Regions from separate parts of the Homo sapiens genome. Here region 1 is linked to region 2. A link is a contact called in ENCODE Hi-C or POLR2A ChIA-PET data. All regions are on one chromosome and are shown on one strand. The core of a region is the stretch at or near the end of the contact, and the rest is flanking DNA. Distances in the headings are between cores, read along the strand shown. Region 1 overlaps LRRN2-AS1 (LRRN2 antisense RNA 1). Region 2 holds the start of MDM4 (MDM4 regulator of p53).

The links. A loop is a pair of places that touch in the nucleus more often than their neighbours do. ChIA-PET counts read pairs that join two places held with the same protein, here RNA polymerase II (POLR2A). Pooled maps may share reads with other maps.
Region 1: a pooled map shows a loop between it and region 2 (5-fold over the local background). The contact joins the enhancer-like site here to the promoter of MDM4 in region 2. A Hi-C loop is called at or near these places in 4 of 37 single-sample maps with no recorded cell type and 10 of 50 pooled maps. POLR2A ChIA-PET finds 5 or more read pairs at or near these places in 18 of 52 experiments (CD4-positive, alpha-beta T cell, Caco-2, GM12878 and 13 more).

The regions. Positions count from the first base shown.
Region 1 is chr1:204,575,319-204,582,389 of GRCh38, forward strand. LRRN2-AS1 (LRRN2 antisense RNA 1) reads left to right here. Exons shown (of 13, transcript XR_007066814.1): 3 at 1-5,091; 4 at 5,762-5,839. Among named protein-coding and RNA genes, the nearest start is that of LRRN2-AS1, 15 kb to the left of the region's middle. RefSeq lists an enhancer at 2,927-3,458. Within about 2 kb of position 4,133, at least 12 of the 41 ENCODE cell types and tissues checked have a DNase peak (open chromatin) inside an H3K27ac peak, as active enhancers do; they include GM12878 and OCI-LY7, where a contact is called at or near this core.
Region 2 is chr1:204,514,621-204,521,439 of GRCh38, forward strand. MDM4 (MDM4 regulator of p53) reads left to right here and starts at 1,786. Exons shown (of 11, transcript NM_002393.5): 1 at 1,786-1,889. RefSeq lists enhancers at 268-1,179, 1,040-2,239, 1,180-2,090, 1,529-1,658, 1,669-1,748 and 1 more.

The sequences.
Region 1 (7,071 bases), core at 2,883-5,382, 63 kb after region 2:
GCGGTCAGGGAGGGTTCTAAGTTACTGGAAAGAGAGACAGAGGGAAGTCACAGGAGGACCTTCAATTGGGTCAGGCACAGGGAGGCAGGGGCTCACCGCCATGGCCTGAGCTGAGGACACCAGTTGTCACTGGGGCTGGATGTGAGGAGAGACACTAGGGGACTAAGCATGGCCTGGAACCTGCTGCCTTCCTTGGCCCGCGCTCCTCACACCCTCCTACTCCCAACTCTCCTCTCTTTCCTCATTTATTATTATTATTTTTATTTTTTTGGTGGTTTTTCCAAATCTTTTTCCTGCTGCCGACTCCCCTGAAGTCCCTGAAGAATGAGGGCTTCACAGAAGCAGCTTTGATCTCTTTCAGTGGCTCCCAGAGGGGCTGTCTCTGGTGCAGATTAAGTGTGTAGTTTGACACCCATCCCATTAGTCCTGTTCTTTTAATTAAACATTCAGTAGGAGGATGGCGCTGTGGCTGGCATTGGGAGCCGGCAGGGGGCCACCGGGTACATTGAAGCCTTCTTTCTTTAGTGGGATTGCGTGCCTTGATTCATCTTTTTCCCCCTTTGCCACTCTCCACTTCCACCTCTGCCAGTTTTGATGTTTGAGTTCTCCCTGAATCCATACAGGATGCTGGCCATCTCAGGGAGGAGGGCAAGGCAAGCTGGCAACTTGGCCGAGCTCCTGTTGGACTGAGTGGTTTCCTCCTCGGGCTGTTGTGTGTGAACTTGAGTGAGCCATTCAACCTTCCTGGGTTTCTGTGTCCTAATGCATCAGACAGGGCGACTTGTGACTGCTCCTCCTGACCTCCTGTACAGGGAGAGGCTACAGGACAAATGGAACCAAGAGGAGACCCAGAAGGCAGAGGCCCGAGCAGTGTGTCCCTGAGATGCCCAGGTCAGGGCATGCCCTACCCCTTCCCACCAGCAAAAGTTCCAGCAGCAAGGAGGTTCCAGCTGTTCCCTTGGAATCTGTTAGGCTTCTGTGGTTGGGGGATGGGTGCAGGGAGGAGAGAAGAGACTGGAGATGATGCAGTGGCAGAGCAGGGGGTGGTGGGGTGAAGGCTGTGGGCCCACAAACTTGCTTATATGTACAAGGCTGCAATGAATGCAGCCTCTCCTTCCCTCCCCTCCAGCTAGCTGGAGTGCTAACTGGGGTGGACAGACAGGTTGGTTTGGGAGCAGGCGGCAGAGAGGAGATGGGCAGAGCCGGGAGCAGGAGGATGGGCCAGATAACCCTGGGACCTTTGTTCTATGACAGGCAAGTCAGCAGGATGTCAGGCCTGGCTTGATCTTACACCCCTCGACTGAATGCCCGGGAGTCCCTGAGCGTTGGGGCAGGAGGAGCCTTAGAGACTGTAAGGACAGTGTAACCGCCTAGTGGGTTCACCTTCCCTGCTGCCTAGACAGGGGAATTACAGTGAAGAAACAGTAATTCATGCAGAGCCAGCTGTGCGGGAGACCGGAGTTTTATTATTACTCAAATTAGTCTCCCCAAGCATTTGAGCATTCAGGGATCAGAGTTTTTAAAGATAATTCAGTGGGTAGGGGCTTGGGAAGTGGTCAGTGCTGACTGGTCAGGTTAGAGATGGAATCATAGGGGGTCGGAGTGAGGTTTTCTTGCTGTTTTCTGTTCCTGGGTGGGATGGCAGAACTGGTGAAGCCAGATTACTGGTCTTGGTGGTGTCAGCTGATCCATCGAGTGCAGGGTCTGCAAAATATCTCAAGCACTGATCTTAGGTTTTACAATAGTGATGTTATTCCCAGGAACAATTTGGGGAGGTTCAGACTCTTGGAGCCATAGGCGACATGACCCCTAAACTGTAATTTCTAATCTTGTAGCTAATTTGTTAGTCCTACAAAGGCAGACTGGTCCCTAGGCAAGAAGGGGCCCCTCTGGGCACCCAGCCTATTAGATGGTAACTATGCAGAGAGGAAAGGGCAGACTTAGTCCGGGTTCTGCCCCTCGTGCACTATGTGCCCTTGGCCAAAACACTTCCCTTCTCTGGGCCTGGTTTCCTCATCTGGGGTAACTATACCTGCCTTCTTGTGCCTCATGGGGTCAGAGGCTAAAATGAGGTCATTCTCTCTTTTCTGGACATTTATAATTTAATTACAACTAGTTCTTGACCCTGAGAGATTCTTAAATGTGTCTATAAAATTTAGAAGGTCTGAGTTTTACTAACCTGCATCATTTTTCTGGGATCCCAGGATTCCCAGACCAGAGGGTGGGGCAGGGCCCTGTGATATGTCTAACACACCCATGAGGCCTAGAGTGCACCCACCACTGGCTGCAAAGCACTGCAGCTTTATAGGTCCTAGAGCGAAAAATGGTTTACATTTATTGAAGGCTTTTAAAAGAATGTTCCAGGTTCTCCATATCTGTTGTTTCATTGAAGTGTCACCATCTCATTAATGGCTATTGTCCTCATTTTATTTACGTTATGTTTTTGTTTTTTTTGAGGCAGGATCTCACTCTTGTCACCCAGGCTAGGATGCAGTGGCACTGTTACAGCTCACTGCAACCTCGACCTCCCGGGCTCCTCAATTCTCCCACCTCAGCCTCCCAAGTAGCTGGGACCACAGGCATGTGCCACCGCACCTGGCTAAATGTTTGATTTTGTATGTAAACAAGGTCTTGCTATGTTGCCCAGGCTGGTCTTGAACTCCTGGCCTTAAGCGATCCTCCTCCCGCTTCAGCCTCCCAAGGTGCTGGAATTACAGGCGTGAGCCACTGCACCTGGCTTGGCCTCATTTTATACACGAGAAATTTGGGGCCTGGATAAAGTGTAATTATGTCTTCACACAACTGGCAAGTGGCAGAGCCAAGACTCAAACCAGGGTTTGGGGGGCTCCAAATCCCTCAGCCTCTGCTGCCTTGAGGCCTTGGCCAGATGGAGTTGTAGCAGGCGTGACCCTGCGGGTGCCTCAGATCAAGGACTCCCCAGGTTTGCCAGGTGGTGGCCTCAGAGAAGCCCAGGGAGCTGCTGGCCCCTCCTGAGAGGCTAGGGGCAGGACACAAGCTCTCTTGAGTCCTCCCAAAGCTGAAGGAAGAGACGAAGTGAAGGGCCCAGGGCTGCAGAGAGGCTGGACAAGGCAGAGCTCAAGTCAGCTCCTCCTTTAGGAGCCTCCTGAAGCCCCTGGGGAGCTGTCCCTGACTGTACTTCTGCAACAGGTAGCCTGGCCTCTTTTAGGGCACATACATATGTTACTACATTTATGTTATTGTCATCTGCAGGTCGTAAAATTCCACTAGGGGTTCTCCCTTATTCCCTTGAAAAGTCCTTGAGAGCAGAGACCCTATTATGTGTTGCCCTAGGTACCAGGTAGAGGCCTTTCAAAGATTAGTAGGTGATCAATGAATATTGTTGAGTGAGCTATTAATAATGATTATTTCTAAGACCATAAAAGGTGACTTCATATACATGATCTTATTTCCTCATTCATTCAAATCCGTGTACATTTGCTGGGCTTACGATAATATGCCTGGACTTTGCTAGATTCTGGGCATGCAATGACAAATTAGACACCCTGTCTGTGCCCAAGAAACTTATGTCAGGGTGGGGAGAGTGCAGGAAAAAGACTGAAAAAGACAAAACAAAACCAAAAATGAAAGCACAGAAAATTTGCAGTATGTGCAGCCAGCAGTCAACGGGTGCTGGTGAAACCGAGAGGAGGAGGCTCCAGCCCAGCCTGGATCAGGGGAGGCTCCCAGGGGAGAGGAAGAAGGGTTGGGCTTTGTGTGCCAGGAAGGAGGGGGTGAAGGGGAGGGGATGGGGGCTCTGGAGGCAGGGGAGCCTGTGGGAGATGGGACATGTTCAATAGCTCAGTCCAGCAGTGCAGAGGGGAGTTTTGAGAAATGAAACAGGAAGAGGGAAGAATGGAAACCACACCTTTTATTGGAACATAGAGTGCTTTGTATTTCTCAAAACACTTTCACATCTATTATCTCCAGTTAGCCTAAAAACAACAGCAGAAGCAGCAGCAACAACGATGCTGAGTGCTGACTGCGAGCCTGGCTTCCTCGGAGGGAGTTTACCGTGCGCTGCCTCCTTGGACCCTCATCACTGCCCTGCGAAGCAAGCACTTTCCTCACCCCCTCTGTCTGGAGGAGGGCACTGAGGCACCGAGAAAACTGGGCAGGGGAGGCCCGAGAAGGAGAGGGTGGCACCGTCATTCTCACTTTCCAGCTGAGGACACGGGTAAGTGGCATGCGTCCGCTCCTGTGACTTACAGGAGTCCCGGGACTCGCACTCGGGCCTCTGGACTCCTAGCCTGGTGTTTTCCCCTGGAAGTTTCTGAACCAAAAAAAAAAAATGTCTGAACCAAAGCACACAACGAGATTGTGAGTGGAAATCAGCTTCAGCTTCCCTGGTGTTTCTCCACGGTGATCCTCTGTGTCTGTCACTGAAGGGGCCAGGATGTCACCACCAACGGTAATGACCTGGGCTTTGAGTGGAGCATTTAACCTGTTCAGCCAGCTGTTGGAAGTGCAGAAACTAGTCCCTCCCAGTCACAAACTACCCCGGTTGCTCCACCATCTGCATCCAGCTTCATTACTTAATTCACTTTGCAAAGTTAATCCAGTGATCCAAGCTCCTAATAGTCCCCAGTTTGACTTCCGCAGCTTCCCTTTCTCTCCACACCCAGCCTATCCCGGGCTTCTGGGTCACCAAGAAGCAGGACCCTTTCTGTTGATTTCTTCTGGGAGGAGGCCATCTCAATAGCCCTTTACAACAACCCATGAGGTCTCCTGATTTCCGTGTTTTCTTGGAGTCCCCTGAGCTTTGGTTTGCAGCACAAGCTCATTCCCCTCTGTGCTCCCCTCTCACTGTGTGGAACCTTCTCTAATAGACTCACCTCTGGGGAGAGGACGTGCTCCTTTCTGGCCGCAGCTGCAGCCATTCCAATGTACATCAAAGCGCTCGTCTTTCTATCTCCACTTCTTAAATGGTTTTGCTTTTTCTCTATTTCTTCCTTCTCATGGGCAGCTCAGAGCTCATCTGTGACAGTGACCACCCTTCTGCCCCAGCCCTGGCCCCACGACCTTCCCTAACACTGCAAACAACTTCACTCTTGGCCTCCTGCTGGATATCTGGTCAGTGGCCTACATTCCTCCCACTCATGCCTCTTTCTTTTCTTTCTTTTCTCTCTCTTTTTTTTTTTTTTTGAGACAGGATCTTGCCCAGGCTGAAGCCCAAGTGGCAAGATCAAGGCTCGCTGAAGCCTCAACCTCCCAGGTTGAAGCCATCCACCCACCTCAGCCTCCAGAGTAGCTGGGACCACAGGTGTGCACCACGATACCTGGCTAATTTTGTCTTTTTAAAATTTTTTTGTTGACAAGGTCTCACTATGTTGCCCAGGCTGGTCTTGAACTCCTGGACTCAGGCAATCCTCTCACCTTGGCCTCCCAAAGTGCTGGGATTACAGTTGTGAGCCACCATACCTGGCCTGCATACCCTTTTCTATCTGGCTTTCTAGACTTTAAAATCTTTCTTGGTGGCTCCAGTTTGCCATATCTTATGGTCCTGAAATGACCCCTGTCACTGAGGCAGGGAGCAGAGGAGACTGGGAATTTGTGCTGATGGTAAATAGATATGGTTTGAATCCTGGCCACTGCCCACCAGCCATGTGACCAAGACTTAACCATATTTTTTCGGGGTGTTATGCAGAGATAATGAGATCAAAATTGTAAGGCATCTAGTACTGACATAATAAGCTCTCAACAAATGGTAGCTATTTAAGTGTTAATAACAAATCCTTTTCAGATGGTTTCTATAACAGTGAATTTGCAAATAGTTGGAACCTCTGAAGTGCTTCCTCTCCTGGACTGGAAACCCCTTGAGGTCAGTGGCCTTGTCTGCCTATTCACAATGTCCGTCTAGCACATGGTAGGCTCTTAATATATATATATATATATATATATATATTTATTTATTTATTTTTTGATGAATGAATAATCTAGACTATCCTAAATTCTGATATCACGATTCCTTTCTAGTATTAAATTCCAAATTATAATACATGTTAATTGCAGAAAAATTGGAAAATATTTTTTAAAAATAGGAAAACAAAAAAATAGCTGTGATCCTAGTCCCTAGAGATAGCCACAGTTAATATTTTGATATATTTCCCTGCAGCCTTTTTTTCTGTGCTTATGCATATTTCAAAAATTTTATATTCTGGCTTTTCAGTTAACATAATGAGCATTTCCCTGTGTTACTAAATAATCTTCATAAACATAATTTTAAGTGCTACATATATTATTCTGTGCTATGAATGTATCATAATTTATGTAACCAATACCCAGTGGTTGATATTTAAGTTGTTTCCATTTTTCACCATTATAAATAAAGCTACACTGAACATCCTTTTGCATAAATCTTTGTGTATATCTGAATTAAGATTTTCTACCAAGAATAAATTCTACAAAGTAAATTGCTGATTTAACAGTGAACATGTTAAGGCCCCAGGTAAATGTCTTGTTAAATGATTCTTCATAGAGGTTGCACTCATTGTCTGTCCTCCTGCTATCAAGGTATGAGAATTCTCACCACCAGAATATTGTTTAAAATGAAAGAGTCTTTGCCAAATGGAGAAGTGAGACACAAAGCCTATTTTTTCATGATGATCGCTCCTGTCTTTGACAAGCATGGTGCTTGTCAACTTGACATTTTGGACTAGATGGTTCCTGGTGTGAGGGGCTGCCCCGTGCATTGTAGGATGTTTATCAGCATCCCTGACCACCTACTAGATGTCAGTAGCACCCCCTTTCCCCCAGTTATGATAACCAAAAATATCTCCAGACATCACCAAATGTCCCCTGGGGAACAAAATCGCCCCTGGTTGAGAATGATGGAGTTATACTGTATTAACTCTATTGGTTACAAGTAACAGAAACCAACTCTAAGCAAAAATGGGGACTTTGTGAGAAAAGTCTTAAGGTATCATGGAACCCAAAGGCATGGATGCAAGTGGGCCTCCCTCCTCTTTTCAGGGCTGCCTCATTCTTTTCTCTTGCTGTAGACTGGCTTTCTCTCTATTCTTGACTCCAAGGAGGAGAACGGCCACCACTAAT
Region 2 (6,819 bases), core at 536-3,035:
AAAAAAAATTCCTGTTGAAAGTTTTAAAAAATACTAATTGCACAAAAGGACAGGGGAAATAGTTGACAGTGGTTCACCTAAAAAAGCACCCTTGACCTTTTTTTTTTTTTTTTTGTGAGTGAGGTGGTTGCAGATTTCTATGAAAAAGAAGTTAATTCTTCAGCTCCTTAATGGAACCCTGGATCTCCCAGCTATGCAGGAGGTTATGCTAGAAGTAGAACAAAGCGGAATGTACAAATTTAAGGAAGGTTACTGCCCTGTGTTCTTTTGCATGGGTCTGTATCTAGCATTGGGAGCCAGGTTTTGTTGTTGCTTATTGGGAGAGATAAGAATGGTATATACACAAATAACTAAAAAAAAAATACGTGGTAAATGCTAAAAGACAGGTGCAAAGAACACTGAGATGGAGCTTTCTTGGGTTACACAGCCAGTTTTAATGTTTCCTAATATAGAAGAGCTTTCAACAAACCTCTCAGGCAGGCTGTCTTCAAATGACATTACTTCCCCCAAATACCTAATTTCATTTATTTCAGAACAACTCTAAATGTTAGAGGATTTTCTGAGCTTAAAAATACTGCCTTGTAATTTCTATTGGTTTTAGTTCTGCACTTTGGAGAAGAGAATAAGGCTCCGTTATTTCCAATATTATACTATTCAGTTATTTGAAGACAGCTTCCAATTTCTATGCTCAACCCTTTCCCTCTTTTTTTTTTTTTTTTTTTTTGAGATGCAGTTTCGCTCTTGTCGCCCAGGCTGGAGTGCAATGGCGCTATCTCGGCTCACTGCAACCTCCGCCACCCGGGTTCAAACGATTCTCCTGCCTCGGCCTCCTAAGTAGCTGGGATTACAGGTGACCGCCACCATGCCCCGCTAATTTTTTGTATTTTTAGTAGAAACGGGGGTTTCGCCATGTTGGGCAGGATGGTCTCGAACTGCTGACCTCAGGTGATCCGCCCGCCTCGGCCTCCCAAAGTGCGCTGGGATTACAGGGGAGAGCCACTGCGCCCGGCCTCCCTCGTTTATATGCAGGTTAAAAACTCCCTTGAGCCTTCAACTATTTCTTTTTCTTTTTTTTTTTTTTTTTTGAGGAGTTTCGCTCTTGTTGCCCAGGCTGGAATGGCGCTATCTCGGCTCACTGCAACCTCCGCCTCCCAAGTTCAAACGATTCTCCTGAGTAGCTGGGATTACAGGCATGCGCCACCACACCCGACTAATTTTGTATTTTTAGTAGAAACAGGGTTTCACCATATTGGTCAGACTGGTCTCGAACTCCTGACCTCAGGTGATCCGCCTGCCTTAGGCCTCCCAAAGTGCTGGGATTACAGGCGTGAGCCACAGCGGCTGGTGCTTTCAACTATTTATTTGACATGGCTTCAAGCTTCCTTGCCACCCTAGTGCCGCCATCGCTCCGTTTCCCTTCCCTACCACCCTTGGGGAGTAAGGGTGAGGACTGGGGAATGGCAGAGGAAGCGTAGTTTTTCCGAAGAGCTGAAGGCAGCCTGTGATTATGACCTTAGCTCTTCCTCTTCTCTGTTTTCTGATCTCCTAATACACGTCTGTAAATATCACAAGACCCTGCAAGTCCCTCACTTATTATCTCTTCAAATCTGACGACTTTCAACCGTTCGGGCCCCACGACTCTCTCCCCGGACTAGGATCTACTCTATGGTAGTGAGCTCAGCCTTTCTAGCTCTCTAGTCCTCCCATTGCTCCATCTATGGTTTCCGGAGGCCTCACCGGAAGCCCTCGTGTGAGGCCGTGTGGGAGGCCGGAAGTTGCGGCTTCATTACTCGCCATTTCAAAATGCTGCCGAGGCCCTAGGATCTGTGACTGCCACCCCTCCCCCCACCCGGGCTCGGCGGGGGAGCGACTCATGGAGCTGCCGTAAGGTGTGGCTCTTGGCCTTCGTCGGCGGGGTGCCGGGAGCGGGAGCTGGAGAGTGAGGAGCAGGCGGCCGTACCGCCAGTTGTGCGGGTAGCGGGCGGGAGGAGCTTGAGAGGTGGGTCGGGCGGCGTGGGGAAGGCCGCGCCAGGCGGAAGAAGGGCTCGGGGGGAGGGGAAGAGTTGTGGGATGAGGGCTCGCGGAAGATAAAAGTGGAGGTGGGGTGACGTGAAGTAACTTTGGCCAACAGGTGACAAACCTAAAGTCGACGTAGTTGGATTGAGTTTAACTGGACACAACATTTGAGGACTGTTGAGGCAATTTGGAGAAAGGAGGTGGGAGAGAGGGAACCGGGTAGAATGACATTGACGTGTCTTAAGTTTTTAAGTTAGTTTTTAGGTCTGCGGACAGTCTACCTTAGAGGCACTTGAGTGCTTGTTTGAAAATGCTTGTTTTGGCTTGGCGCGGTGGCTCACGCCTGTAATCCCAGCACTTCAGGAGGCCGAGGTGGGTGGATCTACCTGAGGACAGGAGTTCGAGACCAACCTGGCCAACCTGGTGAAACCCCGTCTCTAGTAAAAATACAAAAATATTAGATGTGTGTGGTGGCGCATGCCTGTAATCCTAGCTACTCGGGAGGCTGAGGCAGGAGAATCACTTGAATCCGTGGGCGGGGGTTGCAGTGAGTCGAGATCGCGCCACTGCACTCCAGCTTGGGCTACAGAGGGAGATTCCGTCTCAAAAAAAAAAAAAGAAAAAATGTTCGTTTTGGGGCCACACTGAAACCTACAGACAGTATCGAGATGGGGCTCAGAGAAATATATTTTAATGAGCACACCTCCCAGTGATTTTTGTATACCTTAAAGCTTGAAAACCACAGGTTTTTTTGGTTGTGTTTTTGTTTTGTTTTTGTTTTTTTTGAGTGGAGTTTCGCTCTTTTTGCCCAGGCTGGCGTGCAGTGGCGCGATCTTGGCTCACTGCAACTTCTGCCTCACGGGTTCAAGTGATTCTTCTGCCTCAGCCTCCCGGGTCGCTGGGATTACAGGTGTGCGCCACCACGCCTGGCTAATTTTGTGTTTTATTAGAGATGAGGTTTCACCAGGTTGGCCAGGCTGTTCTCGAACTCCAGACCTCAGGTGATCCGCCCACCTCGGCCTCCGAAAGTGTTGGGATTACAGGCGTGAGCCACCGTGCCCGGCCGAAAACCACAGTTTAAAAGCAACACCCGGAGAAAATGCTGCAGCTCTGTGCTGTTGGCACGTGGAACTAGTATCTGTCAAAGATACTTGGAACCTCTTGGTGTTAAGTATTACTGTATCTCAGTTTAGATTTAGTCTTCTCTCTCCTCATACATTTTTTTTTTAATAGATGGGATTTCGGCCAGGCCCAGTGGCTCACACCTTTAATCCCAGCACTTTGGGAGGCCAAGGGGGCAGGTTTGCTTGAGTCTCGGAGTTCGACACCAGCCTAGGCAACAAACTGAGCCCCATCTCTGCAAAAAATAAAAAAATCAGTGTCATAGAGCGAGCTTCCAGTCCCAGCTACCCAAGAGACTGAGGTGGGAGGATTGCTTGATCCCAGGAGGTAAAGGCTGCAGCAAGCCGGGATGGAGCTACTGCACTCTAGCTTAGGCGACAGCGCGAGAGCCTGTCTCAAAAAAAGAGATGAGGTCTCACTGTGTGCTCAGGCTGCAGTGCAGTGGCTATTCACAGGTGTGATCATTGCACACTACAGCCTGAAACTCCTGGACTCTAGGGATCCTCCTGCCTCAGCCCTCCGGAATAGCTGGGACTACAGGCACAGGCCACCGGCTGCAGTTGGTTTTTTAAGATTCTATAACAATCGTTAATCTTTAATTAAAGATTTAATCTTCCCAGTTTAATCTTCCCACTTTAATCTTCCCTGCCGTCCCAGGTCCTGTAGAACACCTACGTTCTGGATTTGACTTATTAACTGCTTGCTCTCCATTTTCCCTAGTAACTTGCAGTTAGTAGGTAGGTCTAGATTTGGATTATTTATCTTTTGGTCAGGAATACTTAATAGGTGTTGTGCTAGTTTCTTGTTGCTTCATAATCAAGTAGTATATGGTGTGTGAATGACCCTCTTTTAGTGATAAGGTTGGGGATGGTGGAATGGTCAGCCTACTCCACGTGTTTTCTTTCCACCCCAACCTTTCACTCAGATGGCTTTAGCATCCCCTACCCCTGCCACTGGAGTGAAGTGGTATGATCTTGGCTCACTGCAACCTCTGCCTTCTGGGTTCAAGCTATTCTTCTGCCGCAGCCACGCAAGTAGCTGGATTACAGGCGTTGTGCCACCACGCCCAGCTAATTTTTGTATTTTCAGTAGAGAGAGGTTTTCATTATGTTGGCCAGGCTGGTCTTGAACTCCTGGCCTCAATCTGCCTGCCTTGGCCTCCCAAAGTGCTGGGATTACAGGTGTGAGCCACTGCTTCTGGCCTGGAATCTCGTGATGACTGTTGAAGAGGTGACATTTAACCTGAGACTTGAAGGTTTAGGATGAATCAGTTTTGTACAAAACTCACAGTGCTCCAAATGAAGGGACGATTTGTGCAAAGGCCCTGTTTGAGAAACTAAAAGATCAGGGTGGCTGAGGCTCAAGATACGACTAAACAGTGCAAGATAAGAGTGAAAATGTGCTGAGGGGATAGACCACGTGTTTATCTTTACAGCAATAGCAAGCTGTTGAGCAGGGCCTGACACTATAGGATTTTTTTACTTTTTAAAATGCTTTTGGCAGGCTGGGCCAAGGTGGGCGGATCACCTGGTTGGGAGTTCGAGACCAGCCTGACCAACAAAAAGAAACCGCGTCTCTACTAAAAATATAAAGTTAAAGTTAGCTGGGCGTGATGGTGCATGCCTGTAATCCTAGCTACTCGGGAGGCTGAGGCAGGAGAATCGTTTGAACCCAGGAGGTGGAGGTTGCGGTGGACCAGGATCGCTCCATTGCACTCCAACCTGGGCAACAAGAGCGAAACTCCGTCTCAAAAAATATATGTATATGAAAAAGAAAAATACAGTGGTTGGATTAAAGAACATTGGCCTGGCATGGTGGCTCATGCCTGTAATCCCAGCACTTTGGGAGGCTGAAAAGGATTGCTTTAGCTCAGAATTTGAGACTAGCCTGGGGAACATTAAAAAAACTAGCTGGATTAGGTGGTACACGCCTGTAGTCCCAGCTACTCCAGAGGCTAAGGTGGGAGGCTTGCTTGAGCTGGGGAGGTTGAGGTTGCAGTAAGCCATGATCACGGCACTGCAGTCCAGCCTGGGCGACAGAGTGAGACCTTGTCTCAAAACATCTATATCTATTCTGTAATTTATTCCATCTGTAATGTTATGGAATCACAGATGGAATAAATAACAGAACGGATACAACTGAGGAATGAATTAGAATTCTAGAAGGAGAAAATCTAGAACAAAGAAAGAGAAAAATATAAACGAAAAACTAAGAGATAAGAAAGAACTACCATTTTAGGCTGGGCGCGGTGGCTTATGCCTGTAATCCCAGCACTTTGGGAGGCCGAGGCGGGCGGATCACGAGGTCAGGAGATCGAGACCATCCTGGCTAACATGGTGAAACCCCGTCTCTACTAAAAATACAAAAAATTAGCCAGGCGAGGTGGTGGACGCCTGTAGTCCCAGCTACGCGGGAGGCTGAGGCAGAAGAATGGCATGAACCCCGGGGGGTGGAGCCTGCAGTGAGGGGAGATCTCGCCACTGCACTCCAGCCTGTGCGACAGAGCGAGACTCCATCTCAAAAAAAAAAAAAAAAAAATGAATTTTGATATGACAGTAGGAATTAATCTATGTTAGTGGAACAAAATTTCCCAAATTACATGCAACATCCCTGCTTTTTTTTTTTTTTAATAATTAAGAGCAACTAAACTAAAAATACTTTTTAGGAATCCATTTTGATGCAGTAAAATGTATAAAAAGGAAAGCAAGGGAAATGAAAACAATAGGGTTCAGGATGATTATTATTGCAGGAAGGCAGCAAAATGGGATGGGGGATATTATCGTTAAATATAGGTTATGATCAGAGTCTTAGTTTGTGGAAGATTATTGCGTTAAAAATAATCCAGGCCAGGTGTGGTGGCTCATGCCTGTAATCCCAACACTTTCGTTGAGAGAATCACTTGAGGCCAAGAGTTTGAGACTAGCCTGGGCAACATAGCAAAATCCTGTCTCTACAAAAAATAAAAAAATTAGCCAGGAATGGTGGCGCATGCCTGTAGTCCCAGATAATCAGGAGACTGAGGTGGGAGGATTACTTGAGCCCAGGAGGTCGAGGTGGCAGTGAGCTATGTTTGTGCCACTGTACTCCAGCCTGGGTGACAGAACAATACCCTGTCTCAAAAAAATTATGAAAATAAAAAGGTAAAAATAAGTAAAATGGGCCATGTGTGGATGAATAATCAGCATATGTCTTGAATAAAAGAGTTATGATTAATTCTGTGTACTTGAGGTCTAATGGGAAAAAATGCTGCTAAACGGGGATGTTAGTGCTTGTCTGAGTTTGAAATCTTGACTCCAACAACTTACTCATTGGGTGATCTTGGACAAATAACTTCTGTTTCTCTTTCCTGATCTGTAAAATAAGGATAATAGCTACATAATAGGGCTGTTTTGGTATTAAATGGGTTTATATGTATGCCTGGTACATAATAGGCTTGATGAGTCCTTACCATTTGTTTCAATTATCTAATGCTATGGAATAAACCACCCCAAAACTTAGTGAGTTGAAACAGTCATTTTATTTATTTTTCATTCAGTGGGATGATAGGCTGAGTTGGATAGTTCTTGTGGTTTTGTGGTTTGTCATGCAGCTGTTAAGTCAGGTGCAGCTGAGGCTGGAACGTGTGTGATGCTTTGTTTTGTTTTCTTTCTTTTTTTTAAGGACACCTCGAGACCGTTGAGT